Regions from separate parts of the Homo sapiens genome. Here region 1 is linked to region 2. A link is a contact called in ENCODE Hi-C data. All regions are on one chromosome and are shown on one strand. The core of a region is the stretch at or near the end of the contact, and the rest is flanking DNA. Distances in the headings are between cores, read along the strand shown.

What was found. A loop is a pair of places that touch in the nucleus more often than their neighbours do. Pooled maps may share reads with other maps.
Region 1: a loop to region 2 is called in a pooled map, with 39 times the contacts of the local background. The contact joins the promoter of TP53RK here to the promoter of ZHX3 in region 2. A Hi-C loop is called at or near these places in 4 of 50 pooled maps.

What each region holds. Positions count from the first base shown.
Region 1 is chr20:46,687,927-46,691,092 of GRCh38, reverse strand. TP53RK (TP53 regulating kinase) reads left to right here and starts at 1,649. Exons shown (of 2, transcript NM_033550.4): 1 at 1,649-1,961. The coding sequence starts at 1,679. TP53RK-DT (TP53RK divergent transcript) reads right to left here and starts at 1,794. Exons shown (of 1, transcript NR_186399.1): 1 at 804-1,794. RefSeq lists an enhancer at 1,201-1,790 and a silencer at 2,021-2,070.
Region 2 is chr20:41,316,419-41,319,213 of GRCh38, reverse strand. ZHX3 (zinc fingers and homeoboxes 3) reads left to right here and starts at 1,483. Exons shown (of 4, transcript NM_001384317.1): 1 at 1,483-1,705. RefSeq lists an enhancer at 1,054-1,103 and silencers at 1,214-1,663, 1,674-1,963.

The sequences.
Region 1 (3,166 bases), core at 400-2,899, 5.4 Mb before region 2:
GCCTTTAAAAAGAATGGAATGCTGTCATTTACAGCAACATGGATGGAACAGGAGGATATTGTGTTAAATGAAATAAGCTAGGCACAGAAAGACAAATATCCCATGATCTCACTTATATGAGGAAGGTAAGAAAAGTTGAACTCATGCAAGCAGAGTAGAATGGTGGTTACCAGGCGGTGGGGTAGGGGGAGGGAGATAGGGAGGATTTTGAGAAGTTGGTCAAAGGATACAAAATTTCAGTTAGATAGGAGGAAACATTCATGAAATCTATTGCACGACATGGTGACTATAGATAATAACAATGGGTTGTATTCTTGAAAAATGCTAAGATAATAGATTTTAAGTGTCCTCACCCCCGAAATGATCAGTATGTTAGGTAACGTTAACTAGCTGGATTTAGCCATTCCACAATGTATACATATTTCAAAACATGTTACTTACGATAAACACGTACAATTTTTACTTTTCCTTATGTACGTCTTCATCTGGCTGTTCATTTTTATCTTTTATACTATCTTTTATAATAAACTGGCAATAGTAAGTAAAGTGTTTTCCTGAGAAACAACAAACTGGAAACAACTGTTTAGCAACAAGAAACTGCCTGACCAGGTAGAAGGACGTGGTAGCTCTGTATGTATTGATATGGAATATAGTCTGAGATAAATTGTTTAGGAAAATGAAAAGCAAGTTGCCAAAGAACCCACAGTATGATGTCATTTATGTTGGAAAAAACGCCACAACGATGTGTGAGTGTGCACACTGAATGAAAGAAAATTCTGGAAAGAAACTAACGGCCAGCAGTGTCACAAGGGGGATAGGTAGTTTATTTATTTATGTGTGCGTGTGCAAAGTTCCGTATTGTAAGAATTTGCTACAGCCTGTGTTATTATAAGCTTTGTAATGAAACAGGTAGAAACTGAAAAAGTTTAATTATTCCCAATTCAGTTTAGGTTCTGTCTCCGGAAGACTTTCCCGGATTCCCCAGCCCCCACTCCCCACCCCATCTTACCACCCCCTCTGCCAGCTCTGAGTCTCAATTTTCTTTTCTGTAAGGATTTTCATCATTTAACCTTATTTCTTCTGAATGCACTAAATGGTAGTTATCCTAGCACTTAAGAGGATGTCGGAAACATGGTTCATTGTCTGACCCTTCCGACTCTGACTTGTATGAGCACATTTTGGGGGGAATGTAGGAGTCAGGGGAAGAGGAGTTCCAAAAAGAGACTACTAGAGGGTACAGCTGTCCCGGAAGAGACTTCTGAAGAGAGCAAAGCGCGTCCGACGTTTTTCTCGAGAGGCGCCGAAGTTTTCCGGAAAGAGACGACCAACTGAGAGGTGGGCCCCCAAAGCCGGCTGCGAGAGTCACCGAAGATTTCCGGAGAGCCAAGGAGTCGGGAAGAGCCACTTACTGAGCGTTGCCGAACGTGTACGGAGATAGCCGAAGAGGCGGAAGGCGGGGCCACAAGAGCCCTTCCTGCAGGGAACCTCAGGCTTCAGAGAGCCGAAAAGTTGGGAGGCGTAACCACTTACAGGCCGGAAGTGTCCGGGGTGGACGCATTCGGGTAGCCGAAGAAGTCCCAGGATTGCCGAAGAAGTCCCAGGATTTCCGAAGCGAGCCGAAGCATCGCGACAGTTTTCAGAGACAGCTGATCGGTTGGAGCTGTTGCGCCGAGCAGTCATGGCGGCGGCCAGAGCTACTACGCCGGCCGATGGCGAGGAGCCCGCCCCGGAGGCTGAGGCTCTGGCCGCAGCCCGGGAGCGGAGCAGCCGCTTCTTGAGCGGCCTGGAGCTGGTGAAGCAGGGTGCCGAGGCGCGCGTGTTCCGTGGCCGCTTCCAGGGCCGCGCGGCGGTGATCAAGCACCGCTTCCCCAAGGGCTACCGGCACCCGGCGCTGGAGGCGCGGCTTGGCAGACGGCGGACGGTGCAGGAGGCCCGGGCGCTCCTCCGCTGTCGCCGCGCTGGTAAGGTGGGCCGGGATCCCGGCGTGGGCGGCCCCGAGGCTCTGGGGCCTGGGCGGGTGAGGGACTCCCCTGCGCTCCGAAGCTGGATTTCCCTCAGTTTCTCCTTCTGTGCCTTCTGCGGTGTCCGGCCTTTCGGAAATGTTATTCTTTCATCCCTTTTTTCATTCGTTAAGTCTTAAGAAACCACGTGGCCATGCAGCGTCAAGCTTTTGTCCTGAGGCCGTTCTGCCTGGTTCAAATCTGGGATCTGTCATTATTGCTCAATGTTGAACATGTTTAACTTCCCTGAGCCTTGGTTTCCCCATTTGACTCGTTTCAATTTTCGATCATTATCTTTCCATTTATTAGTTTTAAGAAACATGTAATGACAAGTACTTGCCCCACTGGAGCCAGGCTCCCTGGGTTGAAATACTAACTCTGCTGCTTGTGTAGCCTTTCAACAAGTTATTTAGCCTCTCAGCCTCGGTTTTCTCACCTGTAAAATGGGAGACATAGTAGCAGTATCCATGTCATAGGGATGTTGTGACCATTAGAGGAGGTATGTGTGTCACGTATTATGTTCAAATGTGTGCCTGGCACATAGTGCCCAATAAATGTTGGATTTCATTAAATTGCCTATTTTTTCATTAAACATCATTGTGCGCCAGCACCATAAACTTTGTCCTCAGATGAGAAAGTGACACTCAGAGAGAAGTAACTTGCCCAAGGTTACACGGTTACTAAGTGGCCGGTCCAGGCCCTCAGCTCCTTATGCCTCTGACTCAGAAGCCCTGGCTTTTTACTTTTACGCTTCTTGCCTTTCTTTTATCAGTATTTTTTAGGTACCAGTGGGTACCAGGACATTGTTAAGTGCTGGGAGATCTGGGTGGGGGATATTCAGTAGCCAACAAGCGGACACATTGCTGCCCTTTCAGAGACTTAAGATTTCATGAAGTTATTTGTGTATTCATATTTCTGTTTTCAGCCTCATGATCTGTTTCGTTAAGCAGAGATTGTATTATAGCTGGCTTGTTTATTGCTGTATCCCCATTGATAACATCTCTCAGTTTCTAGAAAAGTATACTGAGCCTGGTTGACTTTCAGTAAAGATTCATTGAGTTTATTGGAGCTATTGTTCCTTGTATAGTAGCAGAAACTGAGGCTTAGAGAAGTTAATGTAATTTTAAGATTAGATTAGACAACTAATAAGAAAAGCAGCTGGGATT
Region 2 (2,795 bases), core at 234-2,733:
CACTCTAACCTGGGAGACAGAGTGAGACTGTGTCCCACTCTCCACCCCACTGCCCCCATATTTTTTTTTTTTTGGCTTTTACTCTGAGATGGGAAACCTTCTGGGGGCTTTTGAGCTTAGGTTTCAACAGGATCCCTCTGGCTTCTGTGTTGAGAGAAGGCACCATGAGAGCACAGTGGAATCGTGGAGAACAGGCAGGAGGCTACTACAATATTCCAGGAAAGAGGAAAAGGGGTATTTTAAAGGTAGAGCTGACAGGCTTTTCTAATGGGTTGCATGTGGGATATGATAGGGAGAGTGGAGTCCAGGATGACTCCAATGGTTTGTCTGGAGTCATCAGAAGAATGGAGTTGACATGAACTGAGGTAGGGAAGGTTGTGAAAGGAGCAAGCTAAGGTGCCACGTATGGGTGTTTGACTATCGACTTGTTTACTTGGACACATCGCTCACACTTGTGTATATGCTCCCTGGTTTTCAGGATCTGAAGGTTCTAAAGTTACTTGAAGTTAAAGGCAGCCTTACTTATTGAACACCAAGCACTGTGCAGAAATCTTTATATGTGGTGTCATTTAACCCTTTTAATATTTCTACTGATTTACTCATGTTTCATTGCCCTTTTACAGTTGAGAGATTAACACGTCCAAAGTCACTCAGACAATTATTAACCTGCTAGATTAATGCAGATCTGGGATTCCCATCCAGGTGTGTCAAGACCGTAGAGCTCCTGCTGTTTACTAATCACTGGATTCTAAAGGTGGGAGCCACTTTCTGAGCATATTTGCTGCAGACTTGGTTCCATAACTAAAAAGGTGCCTGGATCATGTGACGAGAATTCAGGAAAGAACCCAACCCCATCCCAGGCATTACAGGTTATACAACAGCTATGAAGAAAGGACGGTATTAGTGGACTCGAGGAGGCTGACTGATGTTTGAAAGTTCAAGTACTTGAAGACTCAATGTTAAAACAGTGATCAAGAGTTAGTTTTTTTGTTATTATTCTTAAGAAAACAGAAAATATTAAAAATTGCAGTGAACCCTTGGTTGGATAAAAGACCACTCCTAGTCGACGCTTGTTGGGAAACACTGGAATTGGAGGAGTGGGGGCAGACAGGAGCGAGAGCCCCTGCCAGCCTACACACACATCCTTTTGAAAGTGTAACCTGGTGTGACCTTCTTTAAGTGGTCCTCTGGAAAGAGCAGGATATGGAGTACAAAAGCCAGGAACCTCTGGGACCGCAGCATCCGCCCCCAGCGCCTCCTTCCCCGTCTTCTTCAGCCTCCACACGGTGGGGCGGGGAGGAGGGGGGAGGAGGAGTGCTGGCGCATGCGCCGGGGGCAAGGTCCGCTCCCCGCGACGTCAGGGGGCTCGCACCCGCTCGAAAGCCCCGCCCCGCGGCCGCCAGAGGCGACCTGGGCGGACTGGGGGGCCTGGGCCACGCCCCCAGCCGAGTCGAGCAAGGCCGAGGGGAGCCGTGCAAGGCCGAGCAGAGCCGAGCGCCTCCGAGAGCGGCCGAGCCCAGCCGAGCGGCCCGGAGTCGGTTGGTGCAGCTGCGTCCCCGCCGCTCAGCAGTCCGCGGCTCCGGCGTCGCCGCCGCCGCCGCCTCTGCGGGGCCTGCGCCGGCCGCCCGCCCGGCCGCGGGGAGGGAGGCCCGCAGCGCGGGAAGAGCGGCCCGGTCGCGGGCGCCGCCACCGCCGCCGCTGCCAGGTGAGCGCCCGCCACGGCCAGCCGGCCCCGCGTGCCCCCGCGGCTGTCAGTCCCCGGTGTCTGTATCTCTCTCTGCCTGTCAGACCCTGTGTCTGCGCGAGCTCCTTCCCGCCACGCCTGGCCCGCGGCCGGCCCGCAGTCTCAGTCAGCCCCCTCCCGCCGGCTGCCCCTGGTCTTTCTGTCAGCCGCCAGCACCCCCATGCTGAGAGGCTCCGCCCCTTCCCCCCGGAGCCCCGCCCTCCGCCATCTGTCATCACCCCCCGGGCTCCAGGAGCGGGCGTCCAGGGGTCCTAGGGGTCAGGGTAGCCCCGCGTGCCACCATCGTAGAAGGCGCAAAAGGGGGTGGTAGAGGGGAAGCGGGGGCGTTCGCGCAGGCCCGCCTGACCGTGTGAGAGTGCATGCCCGAGTGTGCGTTCCGCGTGTGCACCCGAGAGCCGCCTGCGTCCACGCCCGAGGGCCCTTGCACTCTGCTGGGATGTGGCAGCCCATGCCCCCGGTGTAAAGAGCGTCAGCTCGACCAGTGAAGGCGGCAGAGCCAGGACTCGAACCACTCGGGGTACAGTAGCACCCTGAATCTTGGGACCCTTGTCTGCCCACGCGAAAACACTACACGTGGGCCCCAGGTCCTCGGATTCCCTGAGTGGCGTGTGAGTGGAGTTTGGAGCTTGTTAAGCCTTCCCAGTTTGGGATTTTCATTCAGGGAAGCCTGTTGGAAGTGATTGAGGAGTGGATGGGATGTAGGACTTAGGTGGGGAGTGTTTGAGGGCTTGAGTCATTTTGAGTTGCATGGTTTACATTTCTGAGCAGTGATTGCCCTGGGCTTGTGCCCTGCGAGAAACTTATGTGACTTGGGGTGGGGGAGTGAGGTAGGAAGGAATGCTCCTTTCTGTTTTTATCTATGTGAACACATAGTATATATTTATCCAGATATCCTAAATGTTTATTCATGAGGCGTCCACACGTCCTTAATTTAAAAAAGGATTACAGTAGTTTCCATTTATACACGTTCTTGTGTGTTGTTATCTCAATGCTCTTTATTTGTGGTAACTTAGTATTGCAATATTTCAAAACTAAGAGAAAATGCATCCTA